Linked DNA regions of Homo sapiens: region 2 is linked to region 1. Evidence: read pairs that join two places in POLR2A ChIA-PET (ENCODE). Cell type or tissue: Panc1. All regions are shown on one strand. Links, peaks and the distances in the headings refer to the core of each region. The heading gives the core; the rest is flanking DNA. Region 1 has its middle 76 kb from the start of NEBL-AS1. Region 2 overlaps SKIDA1 (SKI/DACH domain containing 1).

Region 1 (16,340 bases), core at 5,083-13,082:
ACAAATGGGATCTAATTAAACTAAAGATCTTCTGCACAGCAAAAGAAACTATCATCAGAGTGAACAGGCAACCTACAGAATGGGAGAAAATCTTTGCAATCTGCCCATCTGACAAAGGGCTAATATCCAGAATCTACAAAGAACTTAAACAAATTTACCAGAAAAAAAACAAACAACCCCATCAAAAAGTGGGAAAGGATATGAACAGACACCTCTCAGAAGAAGACATTTATGCAGCCAACAGACACATGAAAAAATGCTCATCATCACTGGTGATCAGAGAAATGCAAATCAAAACCACAATGAGGTACCATCTCATGCCAGTTAGAATGGTGATCATTGAAAAGTCAGGAAACAACAGATGCTGGAGAGGATGTAGAGAAATAGGAACGCTTTTACACGGTTGGTGGGAGTATAAATTAGTTCAACCATTGTGGAAAACAGTGTGGCGATTCCTCAAGGATTTAGAACTAGAAATACCATTTGACCCAGTGATCCCCTTATTGGGTATATACCCAAAGGATTATAAATCATGCTACTACAAAGACACATGCACACATATGTTTACTGCAGTACTATTTACAATAGCAAAGACTTGGAACCAACCCAAATGTCCATCAATGATAGACTGGATTAAGAAAATGTGGCACATATGCACCACGGAATACTATACAGCCATAAAAAAGGATGAGTTCATGTCCTTTGCAGGGACATGGATGAAGCTGGAAGTGATCATTCTAAGCAAACTATCACAAGGACAGAAAACCAAACACCGCATGTTCTCACTTATAGGTGGAAGTTGAACAATGAGAACACATGGACCCAGGGTGGGAAACATCACACACTGGGGCCTGTCGGGGGGTAGGGGACTGGGGGAGGGATAGCATTAGGAAAATACCTAATGTAAATGACGAGTTGATGGGTGTAGCAAGCCAACAAACATGGCACATGTATACCTATGTAACAAAACTGCATGTTCTGCACATGTATCCCCGAACTTAAAATATAAAAGAAAAAGAAATGAAGATTATTACAGGCCAATATTCTTCATGAACACGTATGTAAAAGTTATTAACAGACTTTTAGCCAATAAAATTCAACAATATGTAAAAAAGATAATATCATCGCCAAGTGGGGTTTCTTCCAAGAATTCAGGGTTGGCATAACCTTAAAAAAGATCAATCAATGTTTTCCATATCAGCAGACTAAAAAGGAAAAACAATATGTTTATCTTAATTGGTGTAGAAAAGCATTTTACTATGCGCAACATCAATTCTTGATAATAACTCTGAGCAAACTGGGCATAGATGGAAACTTCTTCATCCTGATATCGGGCATCTACAAAAAATGTAAAGCTAACGTCTTACTTGATGGTGAAAGACAGAAAGTTTTCCCCTGAGATGAGGAACAGGGTGAGGATGTTTGCCTCATTACTTCTATTTAACATAGTACTGGAAGTTCTTATCAGTGCAGTAAGGCAGGAGAAAGTAATAAAAAGCACACAGATTAGAAAAGAAGGATACAACTACCTTCATTCACAGACCACATGATTGTCTATGTGGATAATCGTAGGGAATCTGAAAAAAAAATCAACTGAACTAATACGTGAGTTTAGTGAGAATGCAGTATATAAGCCAATATAAAAATCATTTGCATTTCTATGTACTGGCAATAAGCAATTAGAACTTGAAACTGAAAACAATACAATTTATGATAGCATCAAAACTTATGAAATACTGGGGATAAATTTGAGGAAAAATGTGTAAAACTTCTACACTGGAAACTACAAAATGTTGCTGGAAAAATTAAATAAGGCCTAGTGAAATGGGGAGATATACAATGCTCATAGATTGGAAGACTCAATATTGTTAAGATATCAGTTCTCCCCAAATTGATCTATATATTTAACATGATTTCAATTGAAATTCCAGAAGGCTCTTTGTTTTGTAGAATTTGACTTGCTGATTCAAAAACACAATTTTGGAAAAAGAAGAACAAAGTTAGAACACTTATAGTATGTGATGTTAAACCTTATTATACAGCTCTGGTAATCAGGACAGTGTGGTAATATCATACAGGTAGAAGATATACAGGGCGATGTAGAGCAGTGATTTTCCACAAAGACACCAAGTTAATTCAGCTGGGTGAGGAGAATTCTTTCAACAAGGGGTGCAGGAACAATTTTATATCCAGAAGCATGAAAAGAAAACAAAACAAAACCTGAGCACTTACCTCACAGCTCATGGAAGAATTAACTTGAAACATATCATAAACTTAAATGTAAGAGTTCAGGCAATTAAACTTCTAGAAAAAAATGTAGACTGTCTTAGTGACTTTGGGCTAGGCAAACATTTTAAGAATATGTCTCAAAAAGTATAACTATAAATGAAAAAAATGGATACATTGACTTTATGAAAATGAAAACCTTTTTCTTTTCAAAAGATACTAATAATCGCATGTCATGACTAGGGAGCCAGAGAATAGGAGAAAATATTTGCAAAATATGTATCACACATATATAAAGAACTCTTGAAACTCAGCAGGAAGAAGACAAAAACCCAATTAGAAATGGGCAGAAGAGTTGAAGGAGCCTCTTTTTGTCAACATCATTAGTCATTAAGTAGATACAAAGTAAAACCACTTTTGTTAGGATGGCTAAGATGGAAAAGGCTGACCTTATCAAGAGTTGAAAAAGGCCTGGTGCGGTGGCTCATGCCTGTAATCCCAGAACTTTGGGAGGCCAAGGTGGGCGGATCAGGAGGTGAGGAGATGGAGACCATACTGGCTAACATGGTGAAACCCCATCTCTACGAGAAATACAAAAAATTAGCCGGGCATGGTGGCGGGTGCCTGTAGTTCCAGCTACTGGGGAGGCTGAGGCAGGAGAATGGCATGAACCCGGAAGGCGGAGCTTGCAGTGGGCCGAGATTGCAGCCACTGCACTCCAGCCTGGGCAACAGAGTGAGACTCCATCTCAAAAAAAAAAAAAAAGGAGTTGAAAAATGTTTGGAGTAACTGGAACTCTCATATGCTCCTGTACATACATTTTATTTTATAAAATAGTACAAATATTTTATAAAATAATTTGGTAGTTTCTTAAAAAGTTAGATACCATACTCCCCAGTGATTCCACTCCAAGATAGTTTTCGAAGAGAAATAAAAACATATGTGTGCCATGGACACAAGGAGGGGAACAATATGCACTGGGGCCTGTCTGGAAGTGGGGTGGGGGGAGGGAGAACATTAGGCTAATACCTGCTGGGCTTAATACCTAGGTGATGGGTTGATAGGTACAGCAAACCGCTATGGCACACTCTTACCTATGTAACAAACCTGCACATCCTGCACATGTACCCTGGAACTATAAAAATAAAAATAAAACAAACAAACAAAAAACATGTGTGCAAACATGTGTTAAAGACTTGTACACAAACATGCATAGCAGCTTTATTTCTGATAGCTCTAAACTACAAACAATCCAGAATTCCAACAGGTACATGGTTAAATTTTGTTATACTCATACAATGCAATAGTACTCATAATGAAAAGGAAATATCAATATATTTAATGACTCTCAAAAGAATGAAAATCCAAGAAATGTCAAGCATGCCAGTAAGACAACTGCACTCAAAGGAAACTCAAAGTGAGTGAAAGGAACCAGACAATAGTAATTTGTCCACACTATATGGCTCAATTTCAATAAAACTGTAGGAAATGCAATTGAATCTATAGCAACAGAAAGCATATTGTTGGTTCCCTGGGTTTGGGTTAGTGGGTAAGGATGGGGAATGCATTACAAAGAGATACAAGGAAACAGTTGATGATGAAAACGTCCATTATCTTGATTGTGGTGATAGTCTCATGGACATGCATATATCAAAATCCATTAAGTTGTGCACTCTAAATATATGCATTATATTGTGAGCCAATTATATCTTATTAAAGCTGTTAAAAAAAGAAGATATAGAGAATTTCGAGACTAAGTTTAGATTGTGCATTGGGTAAGAATCCTAACTTCTGCCTTTGGTGAAACATTTAAGTAGCTTATTAACAGTTGTGGTAGAAGTCTGGACATTTAGAGCAGATGAGACCTTAGGAATGATGTTTGACATTGCAGAGAAGTAAAATGAATTGTTCAGGATAGTTACAGGTAGTTTAATTAAGCCCTTAACGGAATGCTACATTTTGTGACACACCTATGAGAATGTTATGGAAGACAGGCCTGCCCTGTCTACCTTTGTGGCTTCTACTCTGTCTTGGACAATGCTTTGTACACAGTGGTGCTCAGTAAATAGATGCTGGCTAGTCAAAGCGTGATGTTTCCTAAACTGAATTATAGATGAGAAGTGCTTCACTTTCTTGGTATAGTGGAAAGATGCATTCAGTAAGTGGTAGATCTTATTACAGTTTCCACTTATTGAGCTCATTTGGAGTTTCCTCTGGGCACAAAGTTGTTTTAGTGGCGTGCTTGACACTCCTTGGGTCTGGAAGAGCTTCTGAAGTGGAACATAAATTGTGGGGGTACATAGTATTTAAGATCTGAGTTTGGCTGCAAGTGACAGAGAAGCCAAACAACAGTGGCTTAAACAAGGTGGAAATGTACTTCTCTGTCACCTAAGTCCTAGCTAATGCAGGGGCTCTGCTCTGGGAAACCATTAGGGACCCAGGCTTGTTTTCTTTTTTCCCCACCGTCTCTAGGTCTTGCCTTTGTCCAGATGTTTCACAGTGGCTCTTATCATGTCCACTTTCCCTCTAACAAGAAGGGGTAGCAGAAGGAGGAGTGAAAACTACTACCAGAAATTTCTACCCATCACTTCTGCGTGGATTGTTTTAGCCAGAGCTGTTACTTGACCACATTGCCTGCACGTGATCTGGGCATGAAGTCTTACCTTGGAAGAACTGAGAATCGATACTGTGAGGCTGCCTAGCAGCCTTAGCCACAGGGAAGGATTTGAGTATCACAGAAGCTGTAGCCTTACAGATGATTAGAATTCATGGAAAATGATATCATAATGTCTCCCGATTGTTCACTTCTTGCCTCAATTCAGGAAGTGACACAGAGGGGAGACTTGAGTCATGTGGCTAGGAGACAGGCTCACCTTTCTACCCCATCCCTGGTCCATCCACTTCTGCTTCAGGCCTGTGAATGAAGGAAATAACCTCCCCTGTGTCTCTAAAGTTACATTCTGGTGAGTATTTCCTTCCAAAAAAAGCCACAAAATGTTCCCGTGAAAGGTCGATGTGTGGGAATGGAAACTTCGATTAAAACAAACAAAGAAACAAAAACTGTTACAAGAGCCATCTGAGACCAATCACAGGAAATTTGTTATCATCATCTAATGGATAATAGTTTAGTCATTGCTGAGTACTTCACTTTTACAATTTTGTGAAGCAGCTGATTTTCATTTCCACTTTTTCACAGGGAAGAAACGGAGTCATGGAAGGATATAGAATGAAGTAGCTCTGTTCAACAAGGAAATCTGTAGCAAAACCAATCCTGGAAACCCAAACTAGGGGTTTGATATCCATCTCTTTGCCCATCAGGTCATATTTCTTTTGGAGAAAATTAGAAATGATCTAAAGAAAAAGGAAGAAAATTGAAGAACTTTCCTCCCCAAGCCCTGTATTAACAGAATCTACATTTTTCTGTTGATTGCACAGAGGTCAGCCCCCCAGGGTTCACGGGAAACTGGACGGCCTCATCCTCAGAGCCATGCTTTGCACTCTTTATCTTTTACACAGGGTGCAAAAGTGTTGCTTAGCAACATCGATTCTTCCAGCTCTAACAACTGCGGCAGCCCGCACAGCTGACAATGGAGCAGAGTTTGCGAGTGAGCTCCTCATTTTTCAGCTTCTTCACTGTGGCGAGAGGGAATAAAGAAAGAAAAGGCAAGTGGGATGAAAGAAACACAGTCAACAGCACAGCGTGGAAAAGGACCGGCTGATGGTGGGGAATGGTCGGGTACCACACATCCCACACACGCTTAGTAAATGCTCGCCAAGAGAATTAAAAGGGGGTGATCACAGCAGCAGAGGTTAATTAGGGAAACTAAAGAGTCAATAGAATGTGATGGCCGGGCAGTCTGGAAATGGAAGTTTTTGACTGAGTGGGTGTCTAAGCACATTCATCCCCTCCCTGTTTTGGGGTTTTGTTTCTTTTTAGGCCAGGTTATTGGGCGTGTTTTTAAGGGAAATAGAAAGGATTGAGGAGGACTTCTTGTTTTTATTTTATTTTATTTTTTTGCAACTCTGTTATTGGCAAACCTAAATAGGGGTTCAACAGTTTCTTATTGAGTTATAAGTGTTTACAAAGATGTTCAGAACAGCCTGCTTTCAAAACTTCAGTGACTGTAATATCTTGGGCTGGCTTCTTTGGCCTTGTTCAACAGAGGAGTGTGCAACAGTGAACACTTGCAACTGATCTGCAACATTCAAGGTGATTTTAATGTTGGAAATACCCTCATTTCCTGGCTCACAGTCTTTCTCCCTCCTTCCATCCTTTCATGGAGATAAAATGGAAGAACATGTGCTGGCCACTCATATGAGATATTTCAAATCTGAGAGATTACAATCTTTCATATCAAATGCAGTTACGGCCCTTTGTAGAGCAGTTTTCTGAAGTGAATCAGATGAGTTTTTCAGAGCTAAAGGAAGTCAAGATGAAATAAATAAAAGCAGAGAGGAAATTGAAAGGGGTGGTGGTTGGGGGAACATATGTTTTCAGATGATATTTTAAAATAGATGGAGAGCTGATGAGACAGAGATACTGAAAACCGACTCCAGATGGCAGGAATAGCAATGGCAAGCTGGTGTGAAGGGACAGAACACAGGCTGGCACCAGACAGGGGAGGACGCGAAAGGAGAGGAGGGAAGCAAGCTGAGCAAAGCAGCCATGTCGGTGGGTGGGCTACTCAGTGTGTGAGGTTATAGAAGAAGAAATGGGAATCATTGAATTCATACCCGTCACTTTTAGTTTAATAATTTACTCAGTAGGTTCATGTCATTTTAAAAAATGATATGTCTATGAAAAAGGTATATATGCTTCACTCTGTTTTGATTTTATTTTTATTTTTAGAGACAGGGTCTTTCTCTGTTACCCAGGCTGGAGTGCAGTGGCACGATCATGGCTCACTGAAGCCGTGAGCTCCTGGGCTCATGCCATCCTACCGCCTTAGCCTTCCGAGTAGATAGGACCGCAGGTGTGTGCCACCATGTCCAGCTATTTTTTTTTTGGTGGGTGTGGTTTCTTGCTGTGATGCCCAGGCTGGTCTCGAACTCCTGGGCTCAAGTGATGTTTCTGGTTCCACCTTACAAATTGTTGGGATTATGAGATTACAGGTGTGAGCCGCCATGCCTGGCTAGATTTATCTCACTTTGATTTCTTTGCTAAACCTGTGGCTACAGGCAAAACAACTGTTCAAGTGAGAGGCCATGGGGGAAAGCTGGCCAGAGGAGGACTTCCTTAATTTTTTTTGTTTTCTATATACATTCAGCTTATGATGATACATATGTATATAGGAGTGTATTTATGCGCTCCTGTAACAATCTTGTAGGACACCAAATGAACTGAGTTTATCTTCATGGATTGATTGGGAAGGGAGGAATTTTTAAGAGAGGGAATTGAGAAACAAGAAATTATTCCAGGTCTAGCAGTAAGATGTCCAGAATGGCTTCTCATTACTAAGGGAGGTAGAACAAGTCACCCCTATTTCTGTGTGAAAAGATGCAGTTTTATTTGCATAATAATTATTAAATACCATTGGGTTTCCTGAGTCTGCATTTGGTACCATATTTCAATTCAATGAGCATTTATTGATGACCTGCTGTGTGATAGGAAGAGTTGTAGGGCTGCAAAGAGGAAAGAGTCATAGTTTGATCTTTGTCTTTTGTGTGGATGCGTGAAAATGTCTCCTTTCATTTCTGCACTCTCTGTGTGACAGTGTGTGTGAATGTGTACAAGTGTGTGTACGTATGTGTGCACGTGTGAGTGAGAATGTGTGTGTATGTGAATGAGTGTGTGTGTGTGTTGCTATCCTCCTACATGAAAGGGCCCTGCAGCTTTAGCCCTATTGCTGTTATAAATTCATATCCACTCACATTTTTGCCTCTTTTCAGTAGACCCATTGTTACTGATTTCATCCTTTTGCAACATTTAGATAATTGTTGTTATCAGCACTTAGCTACCAGGGTTACAGAAAACATCAAGATTCAAAAGGAGATTATTACGAATGTTCATTTCACGTAGGGTCACAAATTACAGCAGTAACACTTGTCTAGACCATTAAACAAGGAAAAAAATTGGTATACAGAAGGTGACTGCCCTTGTGCTACTAGAGTCTTTCTCATGGAGCTGTGACTATTACATCCATAAAAAAGTCCAATGTCTTCATTTATTGGGCGGTTCCTGTCGTGTTTCAGGGGAATGACAATCATTTCAGTTGTGGTGATTGAAGTCGTTGCTTTGGGTAGCTTGCATTCCAGTTTCATCAGAAATTGACCGAGACTTATCTTTTCTGTTTACACTTCTCTTGGACTTCTTTCATTTGTTCTTGTAGCTTGCCATGGAAACCTGTTTGTAAATCTTTTGTGGGTAATGATGTAACCAGAATAGTACAGGCAGAGCCCAGGGCCTGGCAATATACAAAATGACTCATTTAAGCCATGCTGAAATGGAGGTCAGCCTATTGCTATAGAAAACAGAAAGGACACACCATTGTATTGAGCTCATTTTATTTATGTATTTTTTTGGGGACAGAGTCTCACTCTGTTGCCCAGCCTGGAGTGCAATGGTGTGATCTCGGCTCACTGCAACCTCCACCTCCCGGGTTCAAGTGATTCTCCTGCCTCAGCCTCCTGAGTTGCTGAGATTACAGGCGCCCGCCACCATACCTGGCTAATTTTTGTATTTTTAGTACAGACAGGGTTTCACAATGTTGGTCAGGCTGGTCTCGAACCCCTGACCTTGTGATCTGCCCCACCCCCCCCCCGGACCTCCCAAAGTGCTGGGATTACAGGCGTGAGCCACCGCACCTGGCCGGATATTGAGCTCATTTTATTTGCAAAGAGGCAATGAATAATTATTATAAATTTTATTTGGAAACAATAAAGTATTAGGAGAGTGGAGGTGAAAATTTCCAAAGTAGTGGTATCTGGGAAGGTAAAACTCCTACAAGTGTATTTAAATAAAATATAAGCCAGGAAATATTACCTTTTTTTTTTAAGGATGCCTTGGAGATTTTTGATTGAGCCTTTTTGTAATAGAGAAGGGTAGAGGAATTTGTGGGGAGCTCAGATGAAATAGCTGGGTCTAGAGTGATGCAAAAAGGAGAGATAAGTTAATGAAAGAAAGACCAATGTGATGAAACTAGCCAAAATCTATGTTAAAAAGATATACACTCAGGCCGGGCCTGATGGCTCATACCTGTAATCCTGTCGCAGCTGAGGGAGGAGGATTGCTTGAGACCAGGAGTATGAGACTAGCTTGGGCAACATAGTGAGACTTCACCTCTATAAAAAATTGTAAAAATTAGCCAGACATGGTGGTGAGCATCTGTGGTCCCAGCTACTGGGAAAACTGAGGCAGGAGGGTTGCATGAGCCCAGGAGCTTGAGGCTTTAGTGAACTATGATCAGGTCACTGCTCTCCAGCATGGGTGACAGACTGAGACCCTGTCTCAAAACACACACACACACACACACACACACACACACACACACACTCAAAACCAAGTTGCTCTAAAGCCCGTGTAAACATTCTGTTTTTTTTCTTTAAATAAACTCTTTAATAAAAGGGCTTTTAAACAACTTCTTCAGGCTAATCTAAGATACTAGCCTCAACAGTATTTTTGAGAAGCGAGTTTTATATGCAAATTGTATTATGGTTTATATTCCATGTATATCCAACAAGGGGAATTAGCTGACTGAGGATGAGAATAGGGAAAGGCAGGGAATCAAAGGACAGTGGGAAGAGAGAGGGAAGGACGAGGATCCTAGAACTCAGTGGTATTGAAGTCCACAGTAGTGTTTGTTTCTTTCCATGTATGCTTTTTCCACTCCAAGTCACAATATTAACAACAGGATTATTTTGACATATTACATTTCTCTTTAGGGGAAAATAAATGGACATGCTTATGGGATCTATTTAATCCTATTTAAAGCCTAAAGCACAGCATCACTATTGTGTGTAATGTTACATTTCGAATGTTAGAGCCAGAGGATAATCTGGTCTAACTTTTTCATTTTACTGACTAGGAAGCTGCAACCTACCAAGGTTAAATGACTTATCCAGTCTAGTTAGGGGATTTGTAGAGCTCAGAACCCAGGTTTTCTTACATTCTAGTTCCGTCATCTTTTGAACAGTACTAAGAGGACTCATGGATGAGGGAGGCATGAGAGAGATAACCCCAAGTCTTCCTTGTCATTTTCTCAAAAAGCTGAAGGGAATATATTACATCTCATTGCATCAAGATGAAGCTAACCAGTGACTAGGAGACAGATGCCACTGAGATGTCCCTTTCTCTCTGAGCACCAAGTGCCCCAAATTCAGATTTAAGATGAATTGATTTCAAAAACCTTCAAGATTTAATAGAAAATTGCCATTCTTGTTTGGACTCTACTTACATTAAAATCACATCCTAAATAATCCGATTAGCTTCAAAATCCTTAAGCTTAACAGTTTAAATAGCAGTTTAGTGATTTGGTTTTAAAAGGTACAGTTATGCTAATAGCACCGTTTAACACCCTTAACTCAGCATTTCCCAAAAGTTTAGTGATTTAGAATTTTAAAATTCTACATCGAAGGGAATCTGTAGTTGGTCCTGGCCATCTTTCCTTGTCAACGGTCATCACTCTGACCATGTTCGTCTTATCTTTTATCTGCTTTTCTTAGGCTAGAATTTCCCTGGTTCCATCACTACCTGGGCCAAATGTCTTTACCTTTTACCACTCCCTAGATAACTCCCTGTTGGATGGAACTTTTGTGAGGGTCAGCTTTCAGGGCAGGGGTTCTGAAATCTTAGTGGACTTATGAACAGTCTAGAGAGCTGATTCATGGGCCCCACCTCTAGATTCTGATATGGTTGGTTGGTCTGAGATGAGGCCTTGGAATGTGAATTGGAAACAAACCTTTCTATCTAAGTGAGTTCTCAATGGGATGCAGGTGGTTCCCAGATCATAATGCTTAGTGGTGTCAGATTTTGAATACACTACTATGGATATAGGCACACCTACACTTTGGATCCCTTCACCTAATTATAGGGAGCGTTTTCTGTGTTCTGTCTGTTGGCCCAAGGATTTTCTTCACCATCACCTGGGAAACTATGACGAGAGGGTTCTAGTCTCTCCTACGATACTGCCATTCTTCCAATTGCTGAATCTGGTTCGGTGAAATTAATTTTACAATGTGAGACTTAGAAGCAAAGAGGTGACCTTGCTTTGTCATCTGATGTTAACAGGAGTCTGTAATATTCATGCCACCACCCAAGAGTCCCATTTACAAAGGAGCAGACTTCTGGTCTTCTTTAGCCTTTTTTGTTTCTTCCAACAAAAATCCAGGCTGGAGTGGATTAGGGCAATCTCAGCTCACTGAAACCTCTGCCTCCCAGGCTCAAGTGATTCCCTTGCTTCAGCCTCCGAGTAGCTGGGATTACAGGCACTCCACCACCACATCTGGCTAATTTTTTTTTTTTTTTTTTTTTTTTTTTTTTTTTGAGACGGAGTCTCGCTGTCTCCCAGGCTGGAGTGCAGTGGCACAATCTCGGCTCACTGCAAGCTCCGCCTCTGTGGTTCACGCCATTCTCCTGCCTCAGCCTCCCAAGTAGCTGGGACTACAGGCGCCTGCCACTGCACCCGGCTAATTTTTTATATTTTTAGTAGAGACGGGGTTTCACCGTATTAGCCAGGATGGTCTCGATCTCCTGACCTCGTGATCCGCCCACCTCGGCCTCCCAAAGTGCTGGGATTACAGGCGTGAGCCACCGTCTCCGGCCTACACCTGGCTAATTTTTATATTTCTAGTAGAGATGGGGTTTTGCCATGTTGGCCAGGCTGGTCTTGAACTCCTGACCTCAAGTGATCCTCCCACTTCAGCCTCCCAAAGTGTTGGCATTACAAGCGTGAGCTACCACACCCAGCCCGGTCTTTTTTAGACTCTTAAGGACCCATAAGAACAAATTAAGTTGAGTAGTGATGCTTAATGTGTCAAACCACAGATAAATATAGTTTTCTATGGAAAGCTTAGAATGGAAAATAGTCTTTCACAAAAACGACAAAATGTTTTCTGGTTCCCGCAAAAAATATCTCTGTAGAAAAGAAGGTCAGTGAGAACTTTGTGTGATTCATGGATCATGAGTAACACATGCAATGAAGGCTAAGGAAACCAGTCTAGGACATTTTTATAAAAGATTTTCACAAGAAATGTATTGATTTGTTTACGAAGCAGTAGATTTTTCAGGATAAAATATTGTTCTCCTCTTCCAGTGGATGAGCTTAGATATACCTGAACAAGACAGAGATCTGTGGATACATGAGCTGAAGACATTCTGTATGTCTTTTCCTTTTCTTGGTTCTACCAACTCTTAATCTTGAAGAAAGCACTTAAAATGCTGTGACCCCCATCTGGTTGCATATTCTTTCTCCTGTTTCAGCTTGTTGGCAAGACTGGAAATTTGGAGATGGCATTCAGTTTACACAAGCTTAGCAGCTTATGAACACTGATGGATTTTTTCAGTGCCGATGGAGGGACTGATGAACTTGGCTTTGGGCGTCTGGTTCCCTTGACTTGATGGGTGAGAGGAGGAGACAGAGCAAGCCAAGAGAGATGACAGTCTCCCTTCTCCAGCCCATTTCTTTTTTTCTCACCTATAAAATTTTGTCCAACTCATGGTCCTATGATAAAATGCGTCCAATGCTTCTGGGCTGGTGGACCCTGGCACTACCATTCATGTCTTTCCCAAATACTTATCCTCTGAGTCACCCAGGCAGAAACAGCCAAGTGAAAAGATACCATATCTTGAAGAATCTTCATTTGGCTCTGCTAAAATGGAAAAAAAAAAAAAAAGACTTGTTGCTAAATGAATAAAAGTACTCTTAAAAAATTATTTCCTCTTTTCTCCTTGGTAGATACGCAAGAAGCCAAGAACAAAAATAAAATACAATAAATTGTACAAGGCAATTTAGATTTTCATTATTCTCTTGTCATAAACTGTTCCCACATCAGAGAAAATATACTGTGAGTCCACTTTGGATCCTGTCCATATGGGCTAGCTACTGAAAGTTCCAGAAAGACTTTAGAGTAATATAATTTCACAAGTTGCTTGGCATGGGTCTCTGATGGACAGGCTGGGAAAGCTGATAACATAAGCTGGTGAAAAGGCAAAGGCTTTTTAATGCCTTACTCGATTCATTCTTCATAAGAAATATCAGATGTGAAGGGGCCTGGAACAGTTCCCAGGTTTGATGAAAGTAGAGAGTCAAAATAGAAAAAGAGTTAAAAAGTGCTTTGAAGAACTGGAACTATTTGTATTAGTAAGGCCTGTTGGCTACTAAAGGAACTGGCAGGTGCTACTCTGGTGGTGAGCCATTATTATTATTATTATTATTATTATTATTATTATTATTATTAAATTATAGAGGTAAAAAGAAGTCCATGTGAATTAAAATATAGTATTGTGACTAGCTTATAAAACACACAGCCAGAATAGATTGACAAGGGAAATTATAGGCAGGTCAGACGAACTTCAAATACATGAAGTGATATCGGAATAAATCATCACATAATTTACTGTTACTTCTAGAGGAACATAGTAAAAAACAGGGTTTTGCACAAACTAAATGGTATTAGAGCAATCTAACTGCCTTCTATATTTAGAAGCACAGGCAAACAGTGGGATAGTACTAGATATGTTTATTTTAACTTTGGGAAGCTGGTGCTTTCTCTTGACTGTAGTAATGGCATATCAATGAATGAATGAATGAATGAATGGCACACCCGTAGAACATGTATCCTTGTTCCCACAATCAATGAAAGACCATATGAGTAGTGATAGCACATAACGACCAGTTCTGCTTAATGTATCTTTGGACAACTTGATGAAGAATTGAGAACAGAACTCTTCCATTATCAGATTGCCTGTAGTTGCTGATACTCTGTAAGATACGACATAACTAAAATCGCCCTTAACAAATAGAAGAAAAAGATATGTTATAGGGTTAAATTAGCTATGGGTAAAAATATCAATAGCAAATGCAAGATGAGAAAAAACTATCTGAAAGTGACAAGGTGGGCGTGGTGGCTCTTGCCGGTAATCCCAGCATTTTGAGAGGCTGAGGCAAGAGGATTGCTTGAGTCCAGGAGTTCAAGATCAGCCAGGGTAAGATAGCAAGACTCCATTTCTACAAAAAATAAAAATAAAAAAATTTGCCTTGTGTAGTTGCGTGCATCTGTAGTATTAGCAACTTGGGAGCCTGAAATGGGAGGATCCCTTGAGCCCAGGAGTTTGAGGCTGCAGTGAGCTATAATTGCGCCACTGTACTTCAGCCTTGGACAGAGTGAGACCCTGACCCCCATCCCCCAAATAATATAATAAAATGAAAGTAGCAATCTAAGCATGAATTAATAAGTTCAAGTGGAGAGATGAAGAACAACGACTGAATTTGGGAGAATTTCAGAGGAAACTTGAGGTACTGATAGCTAATTGGATAAAGAAGTGAAGTATTTTTGTTTTGTGTTAACAGTGTATTTTGTAGGCTGCCTATTTGTCTCATACATTTTTTTCATTGTGATAGAAAGAACATAACATCTAGCTAGCATCCTTGATGCTTTATTCTTTTTTATTTATGTATTGAAATGGCCCAGACACATGAACTCTTAAGATTTTTGAGGAAAATGAGAATCCAAGTTCAAATGTTCTGGCAGGAAAATTTTATAACCAAGATGTTTCATAAGGGGCAACCTCCGGCCCCCAACAATGGAATTGCATGTGTAGACATTTAAAGTCTTCTTAGCTAAATGTGAAACACGAACTTGTTTTCTTGACTGCAGTCAAAGGCTATGTTAGTAAGCCAGGAAAGAGATGATGGAGGCTTGAACCCAGTTCACAGTGGTAGGGAAGGAAATACACAGACGAATCCGAGAGAGGTTCAGGAGGTGGAGTTGACCTTGGGGCATGGAGGAGAGGGAGGAATCAAAATTGTGCTGAGGTTCTAGTTGGGGTGGCTGGGTGGGTGGTGGTGGGACGCTGGGAAAAAATTGGCATTTTTGGTATAGAATAATGACCTTGGTTTTGTCTTGTTGAGCCGGAAGTGTCTGCAGGTCATCTGCATGGATCTGCTGGTGGGTTGGAGATGTGTTTCTAAAGCTCAGTAGATAAATGGATCTAGACTGAACCACAAACAGGAAGTGAACAGCAGGGGCCAGCAACGATGAGCTGTGGTGCCTTCTGAGCCAGGAGGAAACTGGCTAATGACAAAACCAGGTGGCGATAGGGCGGCCATTCAGCTTCCTAATTCCTAAAGGCTGGCATTTGGCTCCAAGTGATGTTGTGTGACACAGGTCAGTGAGTTGGATAAGTACCAAAATAAAAGTGTTAAGTGTGACTAATTTGTTTATTGTATAAATATATTCTTATAATTGAGAGAGAAAACAAAGGAGGGAATACAGTCCCTCAATATCTGTGGGGGTAGGTTCCAGAACATCAAGTCCCTGACATAAAATGGCAAAGTGTTTTCATATAACCTACACGCATCCTCCTGTATACTTTAAATCACTCTAGATTACTTATAATACCTAATACAATGTAAATGCTGTGTAAATAGTTGTTGTATTGTTTATGGAATAATGACAAGAAAAGGAATTTCTACACTTTTGTTCAAATATTTTGATTGGCGATTGGTTGAGTTCATGGATACGGAGGGCTGACTGTACTTGTGCCCTTGTGATTTAGAAGATATCCATGTATCTTTGTTTATAGCAAGAATCTTTGTGTGTAGTTTTAGTAGGCAGTGGTTCTTGGGGTGATAAATACTGTTTTGCAAGCACTTCACTGGGAAGACCGTAGCTCTTGGCCTAACCGGACAGGACTTTCATTCTTTCCATTCTCCTGGAGCTCACAGTGCACCTGGAAGATGCCTTTGGCCATGTTTGGTCTGAGTTGTGAGCAGGATGTTCAATGGGACAGCTGGGACTTGGGGCAGAGATCTGGGCTGGAAATACAAACCGGGGAGTCATCAACATAGAGGCCATTTGTACGTTCTGCATATGTGACACACTATAGAAGATGATGTGTAATCATTTTTAAATTTAAAAGAAGGCACAGTGCTACAAATGGGTAATTTTGAATATTG
Region 2 (16,340 bases), core at 5,076-13,075, 410 kb before region 1:
GTGAGTCCTGATTAAATGCTAGTAAAAGCTGCCTCATACATACTGAGTAAAATAAATACGGAATTGTATTTTTTTTGTAAAGGGTGTGATTTTACTTTTAAAGCCACTCCTTTGCAACAGGAAAAGTCTGTTTTGTGTTCTCACCCAAAGGTTTTAAATAAGGTGACTCTTACTATTGTCCTGCTTATCTTGTGGTCTGAACATGACTCTTCAAACTCCCAAAACAATTGAAATATTTCTTTTTTTTTTTTTTTTTTTTTTTGGAGAGAGTCTCGCTGTGTCGCCCAGGCTGGAGTGCAGTGGCACAATCTTGGCTCACTGCAACCTCCACCTCCTGGGTTCAAACGATTCTGCTGCCTCAGCCTCCTGAGTAGCTGGGATTACGGGCGCGTGCCACCATGTCCGGCTAATTTTTGTATTTTTAGTAGAGACGGGGTTTCACCATGTTGACCAGGCTGGTCCCGAACTCCTGACCTCAGGTGATCCGCCTGTCTCGGCCTCCCAAAGTGCTGGGATTAAAGGTGTGATCCACCATGCCCGGGCTGAAATATTTCTCGTAATAGCAGAATATTTCATGGCCGAACTCTTGATAGTGACAAATCAGTAAATACAACCAAGAAAAAGAAAATGAGGGGTCAGAGTTGCAATACCCCAAATGAAAAATAACAGTTTTTTCAGGGCTTTTTGGTACCAGAACTCAGGCACTTGGATTTTATGACCTTATACTTTTTCTGCATCTCTCTAAAACTTGTGTTTTCAGACCATCCTGTGTATAGAGCAGGAGAGTTTCTACTGCAAGTGACAATCAGAGGTGACTATCTATATTTGCACTTAAAATCAAAGTAGTTCAACATGCAAATGCTAGGGTCTAGCCCTGGGTAAGGGCCATGCTGGTGTACTGTGTTGTGATGATGGAAGCAGTAAATCAAAATTATGGAAATTTGCACTGTTGAAAAGCATGCTTTAGCTTTATTTTCAATTAAAAACACTGTTTAAAATTCCTGGTTCCATACATTTCTACTTATTCCAGATTGAAGAACGGTTAACAGGATTGAATGGTTTTGTTGACATTTTCACTTGTAATGTTTTTGCCTGAAAGAAATGCATTTATTGGGTGTAGTGTTTTGTTGTAATACTATGTGACGAGGCCAGTCAGGTTCTGTGCAGAACACTGGTGGATTTCTTTCCAAGCAAGAACAAAACTTTACAAACTTGTTACACATCAAGTAGGAAAAGTTTCAGGCTTAAGAAAGTGAAGCAGAGATCAGTGATTTTTTTAATGAAAGTTGAATCTAATAATTTCTGGCCCACCTCCTTTAGTCTGACAAATTATGTATCTCAGATCCTTGCTATCTTGAATCTAAGAAGTTGCATCTATAGATCATAAATCACAAAACAAAACAAAACACCAATGAAATGTTTACTGTGTGAATTTAAGTCACTATTTCTCATGGAAATTCAGTCTATTGTTTTTGTTTTTCCTTAACCTTTTAGTTCCTATTCCCTTTGAAATTTTCCTTTTGTCTATAAATGTTTCAGTTAGATCTGGATGGCCTCAGCCCCTAATTGCTGAATATGCTCTGTGGTTTTCCTCTTATTGTAAAGGACCGAGGCTGAGAATACCTGCATCCAAATACATTTGGATGGAGTAAACAGATGCTTTCAACTACCTTCCTTCCTTTCCTTCTTGAATGTTGCCATGCCAGGTGTAGGTTCACTGGATTCTTTTTTATTGGAATGGTAGATATGGTCAAAGTGAAAATTTGGGGATGGTATCCTTGAATTCTTGTTTGTATATAATTCCAAAGACCAGTCCATGTTATAGTTAAAGCCCCAGAAAGCTAAACAATTGGCTTCATAATCTCAGTTCTTTCCTCTTTGGAAAGCAATACAGAATTTAGGTGCAGTAAGTTGTCCTGAAAAATCAATCTGTAAAAAGTGTGACACACACATTGGAAGAGTGTAATTTCTACTCTTTAATTACTTCTAAGTTAAGAAAGTTCAAAGTACGGTGACTACTACACGCAGACTAGTACTTCTCTTGTTGGCTAAGGACTCATTGTTCCTAAATTATAAAGTGAGAATAAATTTGAAGTCTACAGATCTTGGATGTGGAAGGACTGTAAGATGGAATAAGCACAATTTAAAACAAATATACCCTGTGGAATTTCTGACATAAAATATTGGCCTCCAGCTTTGACACTTAGTCTCTAACCCTCAGAGAATCAATAGTTTCAGTTTATAGGAGCTGGAGAATGAACAGCATGGAGGCCGAGGCTTTCCAGAGTGATACCATCAAAAGGAAAGAAATTAAATAGTCAACACAAATTTCACCCCACAGTACTACCATAAGCCAGCCAACCACAGCAAAACCTGAGTTAGGGCTTCTGTAAGGAAAGTGTACCAAATAGTATGCAGTAACTTGCAAATACAAGGTATTCTTTCAATTCCTGCTAGCCCCTTAGTTGTTTCCCCATTCTGATATGGGAATTATTCTCAGTACTGTTTATATTATTTTGGTTGTTTTATGATTAATGACAATATCTAGACTTTTCTAAGCTGCTATAAATGTCCCATTTGTTCAGAAAGTTAAGCCTTATTGAGAAAAAAACAAGTTACCTCCATTGATAGATTACATTTTTACATTTAGATGTTTTCAGGGCATAGAATTAAAAACAAACAAAAAAACAAGCACTATATGACTCCAGGGTGACTGATTCCTGTGTCTAAAGTCCAACATTTACAGACATGAGGAAAAAAAGCAGGAAAAGGCTCTTTTTCTAACTTTTTGGGTTAACAAACTTATTTTTGGTCTCCTATAAAAGTAATTTCCTGATAAGACTGTGAAATGAAAATTTAAATATTTTTTTAAGAGGTGTGTGTACTCTGTCTTCCACAGTCAGGTTATCCGCCTTTATAGAAAATGCAGCTTGCTCTTTTTCCACTATTTACTTTTTAAAGTGGGTGTTCTTTTCTACTGGCTTACTTGATTACAGTGGAGTAATCTCAATAATGGTTGTTTATTTGAAAATCAACAAGGAGCCACCACTAAACAACAATAACACAAACTACATGGGGCTGGTGTTGGATTTTTATCTTTTCTGTGTCTGGGCGACTTTCAATGGTCTAGAAATTCCTCAAAGTTCTAATCAACAAGAATTGGGAGTTTCTGCTGATATGAAAATGACAGTTTTGTTTGCATGCAGGAAGAGATGTAGAAACTAATTCCTCAAAAGCATTTTTTTTCTTTCAAAGAGCAAAAACAAAAATCCTTCATGGTAAAGTTGTTTTTTTTTTTTTTTTTTTAATAAGCATTAGCATCTAAAAAATAAAGAAAATGTGGTGAGTTTTGCTTCACCTTAAAAATAACTTCCTGCTGGGAAGGTTGTAAAAAGGAGTTCCCAGAGCCAAACTAGGAAAGGGGGAAAAAAATGCTTCCCATCAACTAACCTCAGGAAATTGGCAAGGAGGAACAGGGCATCCACCTTAGCGAGTCCACCCGGTCACCCCAATCATACCAGGATTCTCCCCTTCCCTGTAAGGAAAAACTATTTTTGATGCTAGCTTTGGTTTTGGTTTGCTCCCTAGGCCAAAGGGCATTTTGCAAACTAGCCTGGGGGATGGGGACATAGGGCAGATCTAGGAGGTGGGGGAGGGCTGCATTTTACCTGTTTGGCATGCCCTCCTTTGCAAAAAAAAAAAAAAAAAAAAAAAAAAAAAAACAGAGTACGTGGGGAGGGCTTAGGGGGGCCCAGCTATCATTCTTCGCCCATGCCCTGGGCCCCCGCTCCTCTCTCGCTTCTTTTCAAACTGTGGCGGCCTCACAAGCTCCTACTTTAAAAGGCCTGAGATGTTTTGCATGAAGCCCTCACAATAGGGGTTGAGGGAATTGACAGTTTCAAAAACAAGGCGTTCAGTCCTTTCCAGCTGCCGAGCCCGCTCTCTCGCACCAACTCCTCGTTCCTCTCTGCTGGTGGCGTCCTCCGGGGCGCGCGGCCGCCCCCACCCCGCCAGCCCGCGCTCCGGCCGGCCCACCCCACCCCCAGGCTGTGTTTGTAAACAGCGGTCAGTGGCCGGGGGCTGCTGGCGCGGGCTAGGGGCTTGGCGGGCTGGGAAGGAAGGCAGGGGCCGGCTGATCGCGCGATGGGCTGCGGGCTAAGGGCCGGCTTGGGGGCCGCAGGGGTTTCAGGGTCCCTTTCCCCCTCGCTTGCCCCAGGCCGCCGAGCTCTAGGGCGCACCGCGCTAAACCTAGGGCAGCTCCGGGCTCTCTGGGCCGGGCCACCACCACAAGAAAGATGTTTAAGTGCCGCCATTTTGCATGGTGGCAAACAAATTTCTTTGTGACTTTTGTTTTCCCGCCCAGATCTTGCTGTCCTCTGAATGGGTGACGATGTCGACCCCCGGGGCGAGCGGCAGGGCCAGCGCCGCGGCACCTCCCGAGCAGCCTCTCGGCCAGTCGGCCTTGGGGCCAGGCCAGGGGCGAGCGGGGGGCGCAGGGCGCGCGGGGGCCGGCCCTCGGGGCCTGGAACGCCTCCCCTCAACTTGGCGCTCCTTTTGTGTGTCCCGAAGTCATCGCCCACCCTGGCACACGCACACGCAGCCTCGCCGTTTCTCACCTTCTCGCCCAGGCCTCATCTCCGCTCCCCAGGCAAATGGGGCCCAGCTCTTCGCATTGGGCGGAGGGCTGGCCAAGGCCTCCAAAAGGCGCGTGTGGATCGCCAGTGGCAAAGGGTTGGGGCTTTCCCCTGGGCCAGTGTGGCCGCGAACGCCTTCTGGGAAGTGGTTCAAGACCAGAGGCCCTGGGTGTTGGGGAGGGCGCGGGGGGCGCAGGCAGGGCCGGGCGCAACTCCCACAGTGGGAGGAATGGGATGAGGCCCGGCTGGCTGGGTTTGGCGCGTGGTCCCCATCCCTGGGAACCTCTCCGTGCATCTGCAAGGGGAATGATGGCCTGGAAACGGGAAACGTGAGAGAGTGACCTGGAAAGCCACCCTCGGTTGGGGAGGTTGGAGTGCAGCAATGCAAACAAAGCTGCTACCGGGGAAGAGGGGAAACAGAGGTGCACCGCAGCTAGGTCACAGGAAAGTGCAACAAGCTTGTTTTCCCGGGTGTTTAAAATGCAGCCCCAGTTGTAAAGTGTGTGAAATTACGCACTGGTCTCTTAAAGAGTGCCTAATTTATAGTAAATAGCAAGGTCTTTGTAAATGGCTTTATTATGTTGTTTCTTGTTAATTGTTGAGAAAATCCCCATTGTTGAGTGTGAAAGGCTTTATGAGCTAACCTGGTCCTCGGCGCAATCACAGGGCAGTAAATGGCCGCTCGGCCTCCAAGGCCCCGCGCGGGAGCCGTTGCCGGCCGAGAGTGCCGCGGGGACCTCTGGAGATGCTGCCTCGGCCTGAGAAGAAAGTGGCCAGGCTTTCCAGGTTTTAATTAATGGGAAGGCGTGTTTGGAACTCGCAGGCCTCCAAAAGCAGCTGGCTGAGTGCGGCAGGGGGAACCGGGCGGGCCTGGGGGACCCCGCCCGAGAGGGCTGCGGAGAGGCGGAGGGGTCCCGGGCTCCCCTCTTCGGTCACAGGCTGCTGGGGGTCGCGCCTAGGCCCGCGGGTCCCGGGCGCCGGCTTGAGCCGCTCTGCGGTGGGATTGGATCTTGGGCTTTGTCTCCAGTTCTCCAGACGCTTGGAACGCGGGATCTGGCCGGTTCGGCCAGGCCTGCGGAACCTGAAAAAGCCTACCGGGCCTGGAGACCGCAGGGTCTGCGGGGCAGAGCAGGCTCCGGGGACAGCTCCAGGCCCCAGCTCAGGCCTCTTGTCTTTTGTTTAAAGGGATCTCCATCTCTCTCTTCTTTCTCTAACCCCCTGTTTCTTTTCCCCCTCTCGCCCTCTCTTTTTCTCCCTCTCTCTCCCTCTTACACACACACACACACACACACACACACACACACACACACACACACACAGTCTCCATTAGAAACTAAAATGGAATCGGAAGACGGGAGAAATAAGAGGAAGGGGTTTTGGTTTTGTGTGTTGAACAAGGAAAAAGAATGTCTTCTTTAAGATAAAATATTCCTATCTCCTTTTCCCATCTCCTCCAGTTCCCTTTCCTCCCAGTTGGGACCTGAGAAGGGTATGGGCAAAACCAGGCAGGCGCTGGATTCCTCGGATTAACTTTGAGGAGAGAACCCGTTGGGGTCCTGCAGGCCGGGAGAGGACAAGCGGAGAGCGCCTCCCCAGCATCTGCCCTGCGGCCTTTCCCGGCACTTAGGACCCAGTGGGTCGGGGGAAAAGCAGCAGCCGCCTCTCCGCAGCCCCTGAGCTCTGGCAGTGCAGTTAGAAGGAAGACAATTCCTTACTGAGCCTACAAGCGTAGAAGAAAACCTGGGTTAGGTGGGCTGCATGTGAGGGTTTAGACATTAGCTAATGCAAATCACAAGGAAATGTTAATTCCAGTAGGAAAAGCCTATATTCAGCTATCTTCCTTCCCTTCTAAGATGGCCCTCTGCTTGCTTGCGCGCTAGCTCTCACCAAATTAGCTATTACGTGAAATCCCCCTGGGTTTAAGGCACTTGTTTCACGGATTCGCGTACAACCCATATTAACTATGCACTTTCTGCTATTCCTCTTGTGATTGTCCCTGCCTCTTCCTTCTTTGCAGAGAGTATGATGCATTTTATTTTAGTCCAATCGATGCATGCAAATACTGGGATAACACAACCCACACTTCTGCAATGGAGGCTGTTTTCAAAATTGAGTTTAGGGATCAATACTAAGTCGAAATGCTCCAAATTGCACGAATTCACCAAATTCAAGCCCTGGGCTTCCAAGCCCCTATCCTGACTGATTAACGCACTCTCAGATAGCTGTGCTTCCACCGTCCCTGCCTCTCATAACAGGATGTTTTCGTCTAGTGTATTTGGCTTTCCCTAAAGATCACTCGGGTTTGCTTGGAAAAACACGACCCCAAAACGTGTAGTGTGAAACTCTTGTCGATGGCTTCCGTACAGGTCTCCTCTCACATTCGCCTTGCGGACTGCCATCTCCCTTTATTTTCCTGGGACCGAACAGCAGCACCTAGCAGTGCCATGCTGGGTGCTCCGAAAACGTTTGCTCAGCTGAATAAATGCTTTATTGGTCAGGGAACAGCCCTATCCTGTGCCACTGCTTAGCTCCCACGATGTCTTCTTCGCCCAGAGCTGAGCGGCTTGGATTGCAGCACAGCGAGCTCTCTATTCTTTTCCGGCTGCGGCCATGGCTGCGGGGCGACTGGTGCCTAACCGGGTGTGTGTGGGGGGCGGGGGCGGGGCAGGAAAGGGCAGTGGTTGTCCCCTTGTTGCAAGAAATGTTTAAGGCCAGAGAGGTGTGTATGTGGGGGGTGGGAGGGATTCCAAAAGAGAATCAGAAGAGATTGCTGCCCACAGATGTGTATGTATATAGTCTAAAAAGAATATATGGGAAACAACCCAAGTACCTAGGATGCCAGAGTGTCCCTGATTCCTTAATTCCTGCTGTCTGGATCTTCCTTCAGGGTAGATAACTGAAACAAGAAAGAAAAAGGTGGAGAGATAGTAGCAGGCAGTCTAGAGGCCTTCCAGTAAGATGCAGTTATTCATCTAATCACTACCATCAACACGTTTGTGTTGGACCCTTTTTGCATGGAAAACGCTCAGCAGTCAGTTGACTTAGACCCTAAAATATCACCAGGCTAGCAGAGGGCAGCTCTGCAAAGGCCTTCTCCAGCCCCAGTGCACGGAAGGAAGGGAGGGAAAAGAAAAAAAAGAGAAACCATCTGAGTGGCAGCTTACTCTCCTTTTCCTCAAGCCACCAAAACAAACAAACAAACAAATAAACTCAGAATTCTGGAGGCTGGGAGAAGCACATGTAGGGCACAAGAGGTTAAAATGGAATTTCTGTTGTTAGTGCTTGCCCTCTTTAAGATCAGTTTAAGTTGGCTCCAGGAAAAACGCAATACTTGTGGTAAGTGATGAGCAGTAGAAAGGAAACACCGTGTGGAAGAGAGGCTGCTCTGAGTGGAGGCAGCTGACCTCCTCCCCCTTTTCTGTGAAAGTTAGATATATGAGAGATCTGAAGGCTACCACTTGGTCAGTAGGCAGGGGTTTCAGTCTCTGCAAGGGCCTAGATTCTTGGATATTCAGGAATAAAGACACATTTTACATTCATTCTCTCATCTCTTTCTTTCCTCCCCCCGCCTCCCTTCAAATGAATACCCTGACTGTCAGTGGTGCAAATGTCTGAGATTCGTTTTCTTCCTCTACGTTGGGTCCAAATATGCAGACCAGTAGCTGGTTAAGCTTTCAGATGTCTAGTTATCCTATCCATTCAAAGTCAAACCTGCATGATACGGTGGGAATTGCCTTGAACAGGTTTATTTACCTTTCTCCCCTTTTCCCTGTATCTTCTGTTTTCTCTCTCCTCCCAGTCTCTCAGCTTTTCCCCTTCTTCCCTTCCCCCTACCTAACCCTTGCACCCAGGTGAAGGCTATGTTGGGAAATACCCATATTTCATAATATTTGCTCCAGAAGTGGAAAGAGGGTAAGATCTGGACTTACACCAGTGCTGAGAGAAGCAGTGTGGGAGCCTGCAGTGATCCTGAGCTTCCTTGCTGGGGTGAGGGGCCAGGGCTTTGCAGCCTCTTGCCCTGCATGTGCTGAGCTATTCTGGTTAGGCTATAAAAAACAGCATGTATCTCAAGACCAGGAGAGCTGCACTCCATAAACACATGGCTATGGTTCTAACATGGAGCACATTGCCAGATGCAAATGTAAAGAGATGCTTTTAATTTTGTTCCCAGTGTTATACATCATGTGGCAAATTGGCCTTTAGGAAGCCAATTTTTATTTTTTCTGTTAATAATAAAGACTTTTAAAACAAACTTAAACATTTATGATTAAGAATTAAAAGGGTGTACATCACTACTACCGGAATGTTTCTTATCTGATTTTAAAAAGAGAGGTGGGATTTTTCCCCCCTTTCCTAAATAAGGAAGATTTTTAAGCGGAAGATCTTGGTTAACATTCAAATTGTTCAATTGTTTTGCTGCTCATGACTTTAAGAAAATAATGAAAATATTTTAATTCTTGTGTTTTTTATCCTTTTACATCTTTATGCACCATAAATTTAAAAGTAAATTAGGAAATTAGTTACACACTTCTATCATCTCCTTTAAAGAAATTACCTCTGAAACATCTACTTTCTCTAATATGGCCAACATTTCTTATTATCTTATATATTTCAGTCTGTGTTTGTAATTTAAGATTACTGTTAAACAGGAGAAAAACAACTTATTTTGTAGAACTTAAGTGGGAAAGAAATATAACTTATTTTGTAGACTTAAGAAGGTTACAAGTATTTCTAAAATTTTGTCCTTTCTGTGAGTCTCTAACTGGTTTATCTGAATAGGATCTGATCCTACCACACATGAAGGCACTACATATAATATCCTGACACAACAGAAGGATCTCTAGATGAATTGGAAGCATCCTGATTGTGAATTTCCTATCTTTTCCTGTTTTGAACCACTACTTTAGTGTATACTCCAAGATTGATTTTAACTGTGATCTCCTTCAGGAAAAAAAAAAGTGCAAAAAAATAATATTAAGAAACAGAGAAGGCCGGGCACGGTGGCTCATGCTGTAATCCCAGCACTTTGGGAGGCCGAGGAGGCGGGAAGATCACTTGAGGTCAGGGGTTCGAGATCACCGTGGCCAACATGTTGAAACTCCATCTCTACTAAAAATACAAAAATTAGCCCAGCATGGTGGCGGGCGCCTGAAGTCCCAGCTCCCCGGGAGGCTGAGGCAGGAGAAACGCTTGAACCTGGGAGGCGGAGGTTGCAGTGAGCCGAGATCGTGCCACTGCACTCCAGCCTGGGCGACAGAGTGAGACTCTGTCTCAAAAAAAAAAAAAAAAAAAAAAAAAAGAAAGAAAAGAAAAGAAAAAGAGAAGCAGGAAGTCTTTTATAAATTCTGTTAGAACCATTGATCCCAGTTACCTGCTATAATGTGAATGGAATCATTATGGCTGTTCCATTGACATGGTTTCTTCATTCAGGATCCTGGCCAAAGGAATAGCATGTCAATGTGTAAAATTCTAGCCAAAGATAAGCCATTACAATGGAAATCGCGATGTGCAAAGTCTCATTGAAGCCAATGAAATTGAGTGTAATATCCATATAGCATTCTCATCTGCTTGCTCCAGGATTTAGTATGCGGCTCTGCATTGAAATGAGATTATGCATATAAAATGCCAATATAGAATACACTGCCCAATAAAACATTAGAAAAGCAACTTACAGCCCATATACATGGGCTTTACTTAAATTTGAACTTCATGTGCAAAATAAACCACAGTGCCATCAGAACACTAAATCTACAAAATGTCCTCACTCTGGTTTTTCATGCTTCTTTATGCATGATTCCCTCAGCCCCCTCCTATCCAAACACAGTTCTTTTAAGGGCACTCTTCAAATCATCTAACAATTCCCAAAGGGTATTCCAGGAGTCTCTTAAAGTGTCTTTCTAAATTAAAAGGCTCCAAATAATTTAAGTGCATTTTTGAACCAAAAATATCAGAAAATATTTGGGCTTGCAAACTTATGGGTGTGTAACCAGAAGAAAGGGACAAAAGAGAAAACACCCCCGCAGTGGATTACAAGGTTATGGGACAGGTCACTAGGAAAGGGAAATAAAACTGAATGTTAGGTTGGGCTTGTAAATTATGCACCTTTCAGGGAAAGAGGTTTAAGGTCTCTTCACTGAAGGGTTTTTTCCCATCCATTTTGCTATTAATTCTTAACTCTTGGTAGGCAGTTCTTTAATGAGGTTGTTTGTGGCAGGTTAATTTTATCCAATCTACTGAGCTCCTCATTTTCCCTTTTAAGTGCACTGTTGCCTACAGCTTTCAGCATTTTCCATAACAGAAGAAAACAGAATAAACGTGAAGTTGTCTGGCTGGGCTGAGAATTAAAGGCGTTATGTGGACAGATAAACAGAGGACCTGGACAGATGGTAGTGGGAGGATAGAAACTGGGCTGAGTTGAGGGCATGAGGGAGAGAATTCGGTCTTAGGAGAGGGATGACCCTAGGAGTGTAATATATTAAATATTGCAGCGATCGATTTCAATACCCCAAGTGGACACAGGAATAAAAATCCACCAAGAAGCTGAAGTGATTAGGAATGCTTTGTTGTGAGGAATGCTTTTTTGTGTATATTTTTACAAAATAGAAGAGACCTAGATAATCCAAGCGTAGGCCCTGGACTCCCCATTTGGGATATAACCCTAAAGGTTAGGCGTATCTCAATGGTGCTTCTGCTTAGTGAAAAGATGAGCCTTTGTACCAAGGGGGATTAAATATCAACCACAATTATGGGCTGGTCACTCTAGGAGCTTTCCTCCCAAATCAGAGACGAGTACATTTTGCAGAGGCTGCCTCTTTCCCGTGTATTAGTCTTTGTTTCAGCGCTGGGACAAAGCAGTTGCATTGGCACAATTCTTCTTTCACTAAAATCCAGGGGAAAATGCACAATATGGTTTACAGAAGGTTGATTCACAATAGCAGGCCATAAAAACAGCCTTTGGTGCTACATAGGGGAGAATATTTTTGAAATGTCATTCTAGGGACAAAAGTATGAAACTGTAATCCATGCAGGGACAAATACCCACTACCACACATGATTTCATTAGTGATTTCAGAATTGGGTGGGATTTTCTGTTATCTTTTTTTTTGTTTTAACTGAATCCCGCTCTTAGACATTCATGCTATGAACTGTATTCTCTCAGTCCAGGAATCTGTTTAGGGATTTGGGGTAGTCACTGTGGAAGCTGCTTGGAGCAGGGGGATTGTTTTCAGTCACAGCCTAATGGGCAAAGCCTGGGCTCTTCACACTGGGGACACCAAGTCGGCTGCTAGGGACACACTGTTGGATGCCTGCATGCAGCAGCGGCAGCTCCTGCAGCTGCCTCCTCCTTCAGTGTGGCTGCCACAAATCTGAGGAAGACATGCAGCATCATAGAAAGGATTTCTTTAATGAGGATGAGTTCCTCAGAGTGACTGTAGGCTGTAGTTCTCCTCCAGCCTCTCTTTCCCTCTACTCCATCTTTTCCTATCTGTGATATCGTTCCCTATACACTAGCCTGGGGTTGGAGAAAGCAACAACCCCCATCCCCCAACACATACACACACAACCACTACTCTCTCTCTGATAACCCAGAGGCTGATTTCTATTTTACCCTGGTGGTTGAGTGAGGATGGACTGAGTCAGGCTAGAACTGTAGAGTTGGGCAAAAGCAAACATGTCTCTCTCTCTCTTTACACATATCTACACCTCCTCCCTTCTCTGCCATGGTCTTCTACTCTCATCACAATGATGACTTGCTCCCACTTGGAGTTTGGTTGTAAGTACTAGATGTATTTCTCTGTGAGGATCTCCTTACCTGTGAATGGTCCAGACAGGAGGAGGAACCTTAAGCCCATTTCTTGGGAATCTAATGTGGGCTGACCTTGGCTGGATTAAGGCTGAGATTGGTTATGCAACAAAGCACCTGGGTTCTCACAGCTTGAATCTCCCTGGCTTTCTGTGGAGTGATGACTGGCTACAGGGAGGCTATTATGCCTTATAAAGCTATTTATCTCCCCAAAGGTACATGGCCCATTCCTCTCTTCAGGTTGGGGAGAGGGGTAGGTCGGTTCCAGTCAGGTGCAAGAGTAAAATTCACTCAAAAAAGTTACTTCGAGAAAGTATTAATAGTTATTGAAACCAGTTATCCCTCTTTTAGAGTGTGGGAAAGACTGAGTTATGGGGCAATTTGGATAAGAAAGGAGTTGTTCCATTTTGTGCTGATCCCCTTTGGCCATCTTTTATTCTGCATCTCCCCTGCTCCTCTTCCTCCCCACCCCCCATCCTCCTCTTCCCTGCTTCTTCTTCTGCCTTCCCTCCTCCTCCTCTTCTTTATTTTAAATCATGTCAGAAGAACAAGCAGGTTGAAAGCACCAATGGGCTTACATTGTGAGGGCCTCTGCTGCAGCTGAAACAAGGCCTGGCTGTGTCTGGACAGGTGGCACAGAGCGCAGAGATTCTTGTTCTTGTGTGACCGAGGGGTAATTTGGAGAGAAGGAATCTCCTTGGGGGAAGACATGTGGGTGGGGCCTCTCTGTCCCAGGTCACTGAAGCAGTTTCTAGGGGCAGTGCCTAAGCCGAAGGACCCTGTAGGCCTGCCCTGGTGTAGAGTACCTGTTGCTGGAAGCTGTGTGGGGAGCCTCTGGCCCCCTGGCCTATTGTAAGTCCTGGGGTTAGGTCGGGCTCCCCCTGGGGCTGCTGGATTCACCTGTCATTACGCTCACTGCCCAGGGACCCTGACAAACCTCCACAATGTGGGGCTGAACAAGGGCGCTTAAGGTTCACTGATCTGTGTGTAGAACTTTGCAAAACTGCAAATAAGCGAGAAAATTTGGCTATTCTTGTGACGGGAGATACAAGTTTGCACTTAACATGGAAGCTTGAGAAAAAGAAGGGGAAAAACCCTTCTGGCCCAAAGCCCCACTGTAATCTCCAGAACAATTTCATTTCCTCTGCAGCACCCTGGCTACCCTCGCCCAGGCCTCAGAAAGGTCAGGGGGAGAAGGAGCTTAAAAGCAGGGGCGGGGACGCAGAGGGGTGGCTAGGCCCTTGGCCAGGTAGCAGGTGAGGGCCGGCTGGGTGATGCGAGGGGCCAGGATGGAAGGCCGCAGGACGGGGGAGGGGCAGAGCCACGGCTTTTGGAAGGGCTTGGTGTTTTCTAGAGGGCTTTTTCTTAGGAATTTGCACGGTCCGCCTCTGGGGCGGCTTATTGGGGCTCTCCCCCGCCCCTGCTAGCAGAACAGGTCGCAGGGAGCTCAGGTTTCCGCCGAAGCCTCCAGCCGCCAGGCCGCCAGCACTCCGCCGGCCTCTGCCAACAGGCCTTTCCCGCTTGCTGAGAAAGGGAAAAGCGCGCGCCCCGGGCCCTGCAGGCTGAGATCACGTTTTTGCCGAGCGACTCCGGTACTCCCGGGGAAGCCAAACTGCCCCCTAGCAGCTGCGTCAACCTCGCCCGGCTGCGCGGCCCGGAGAGCGTGTTCCCCGGAAGGGGCTCCCGCAAGCGGCAGCCGAGATCCCCAGTGGTTGCGCGGCTGCCGGGAACCCGCGGGTCTCAGAGAGAAGCAGGCCGCGGGAAGCATTACCTCTCCCCTCCAAAGGGGAACTTGGAACTTTTGAACCCTTTAAAGTGATTGATCATGCTCCACCAGAGAGCGGCTCCACCCCCGCCGCCTTCCCTTGTCACCTCGGCTCTAAGTGTGCGTGGAGGTCGCGCGCGGCGCGCGGGGTCGTGCATTTGGCGCTCTGTGCTGCCAACGTGAGCACCCAGCACCTGAGCGGCTGTCGCGATTTTGGAGGAATCCCGATCTGAGAGCCCAGAACTGGGACATTGGTGCGTGCCTCCTTGCCCACAGCCCTCTAGGTGCAACACGCCAGCGACAATTTTTCCCAGGAAATCCGTCCCTGCGCCCCGGCCCCCCTCCAAGGATGTCCTCGCAGGAGCCGGGCTCCGCACTGGGAGGCTTCAGGGAACGGAGCACTGGGGCTCAAAGCCTCCACGAGTTAAGCTGATTATTAATTTGGGCTGGTGGGAGCCAGTAACACGCTCGACGCCTTTGGCTTTGGGAATTGTCCGGGAGCTGGGACGGAGGCAGGAATGACCCAGGGTTGCGACTGGGAAATGCGAGTTGCGGAGGCTCCCGGACGTAGCTGAGTGGGCTGGGTAGAACTCCCAGGGCAAAGGTTGGCTCTTCCTCGCCCCCAAATAAATTCTTAGTTAACTAGTTTAGACTAAACACATTAATAGTATTAAGTGGTGAAAATAGACAGGGTTGAACGTGGGGGCATGTCAACTGGACCCAGACCTGGTCATACTTCTCCTCTGGTGACAAATCAGGGTGCTTCCAACACGAAAACAGAAAATAGAAATGTAACATTCAACTGGACGAATTAATTTTTGACGGATTTACGGTATGATTTCCTTTCAAGCAGTATTCATTGGTTCTTTCCATCCACAGTGCGGTCCAAAGACAGAAATATAAACAAGCACTTTATGCTTTGCGGAAACCCCTTAACAGTATCTCCCAAAGAAAGATCAAGACACTTTGTGAATTTTCCCCAGATAATGCCTCATATTCCGAATGACTGATCAGAGAACTCCGGTATTGTTAAATAAAATGAGAGGAAGGCGAGTGACGTGGGAGTCGAACAATGGCATTTCTGAATCTGTTTGCTTGATTGACATTTGGGAGCTTCATGACCCCAGAGAATAGGACTCATTACGGTGAATACACCAAAACATCAACCAAGATTAGAACTCTAGATGCTGTTTTAATCCCATTCCAGTCCAAATTATAGTGGGAAAATATAAAATCCAAGTGCAGAGAATCACTCCGTTATATATTGACCTAAAGTTTTAATTGTACTAAGGGGGAAATAAAAGTGGAAACCCTCTATACTTTCCAGAATTTTAGATAGAGCACTGACAGGGAAAATGCATGGATTTGGTAGCGGAGGTACTAAGAATATTTGTGTGGTATACAACATGTCATACTTGGGAGACACTTTATTGGAAAAATAAGTAGAGAGTTTTTTGTATGTATGAGAAAAATATCATAACCATTTCCACTTAAAAAGTGAAGATCATTCTGATGCCCCAAAATAACTGAGGCTAAGAAATAATTAGATACCTTAAAGCTACAGTCTAAATTTCCATGACTGTTTGGAAGACTTCTCTCCAACGCGGGAGGGGAATTTGTTTTTTAATGTCAAAGGTTGTGTTAGCATGTACATTTAACCCAGGAAATTGTGAGAACTCTCTTCAACTCAAGTTGGAAAAAGGGAATGTGTTTGAGCAAAGTCTATTTTTAACAACAGAAAAGTGTGAGTTAAAGTGGACTGTGTGTTAGGTTGGGAATATAATCCATGGCAACTTCACTATACAAGTATTTTTGATTCTTCAGTGGAACTCATCCTCAAATTTTAGTAACTTGAAAAATTGAAGTCTTAAGTATTGTGTATTAAACTGAACCAAGAGATCACAGAAAGACAAAGCTATGGTAAAAGATGTTATAGTTATATTCTCATAGATTTAGTAGGAAAATCACAGCAAAGGAAATGCACCAGGAAGATATGAAATAGAGGAAATATGTTACAAATAATGAAATAGAAGGAGTTGCTGCACAATATAGCTTCACAATCTTATATTTTGAGGGGTAGGTTTTAATGAGAAGCCTCTGCATTGCATGGGAACTGGGAGTCGTAAGAATTATTTAT

Evidence for each region. Peaks named below come from ENCODE experiments on the same cell type or tissue, not always from the same donor. Only the 100,000 strongest peaks of a DNase experiment are listed, where the experiment ranks them.
Region 2: POLR2A ChIA-PET joins it to region 1 with 15 read pairs; 6 of 35 experiments call an interaction of 5 or more read pairs at or near these places.

Annotation. Positions count from the first base shown.
Region 1 is chr10:21,089,867-21,106,206 of GRCh38, reverse strand. It overlaps a transcript of NEBL not described here. Among named protein-coding and RNA genes, the nearest start is that of NEBL-AS1, 76 kb to the left of the region's middle. RefSeq lists an enhancer at 8,313-8,607. In Panc1, for the core only: no CTCF peak of the experiment used is centred there; a DNase peak (open chromatin) is centred at 8,526; H3K27ac peaks cover 3,622 bases.
Region 2 is chr10:21,498,136-21,514,475 of GRCh38, reverse strand. SKIDA1 (SKI/DACH domain containing 1) reads left to right here. Exons shown (of 4, transcript NM_207371.4): 4 at 1-1,001. Among named protein-coding and RNA genes, the nearest start is that of MIR1915HG, 9.0 kb to the right of the region's middle. RefSeq lists a silencer at 9,779-10,011. In Panc1, for the core only: no CTCF peak of the experiment used is centred there; no DNase peak of the experiment used is centred there; H3K4me3 peaks cover 849 bases; H3K27ac peaks cover 7,652 bases.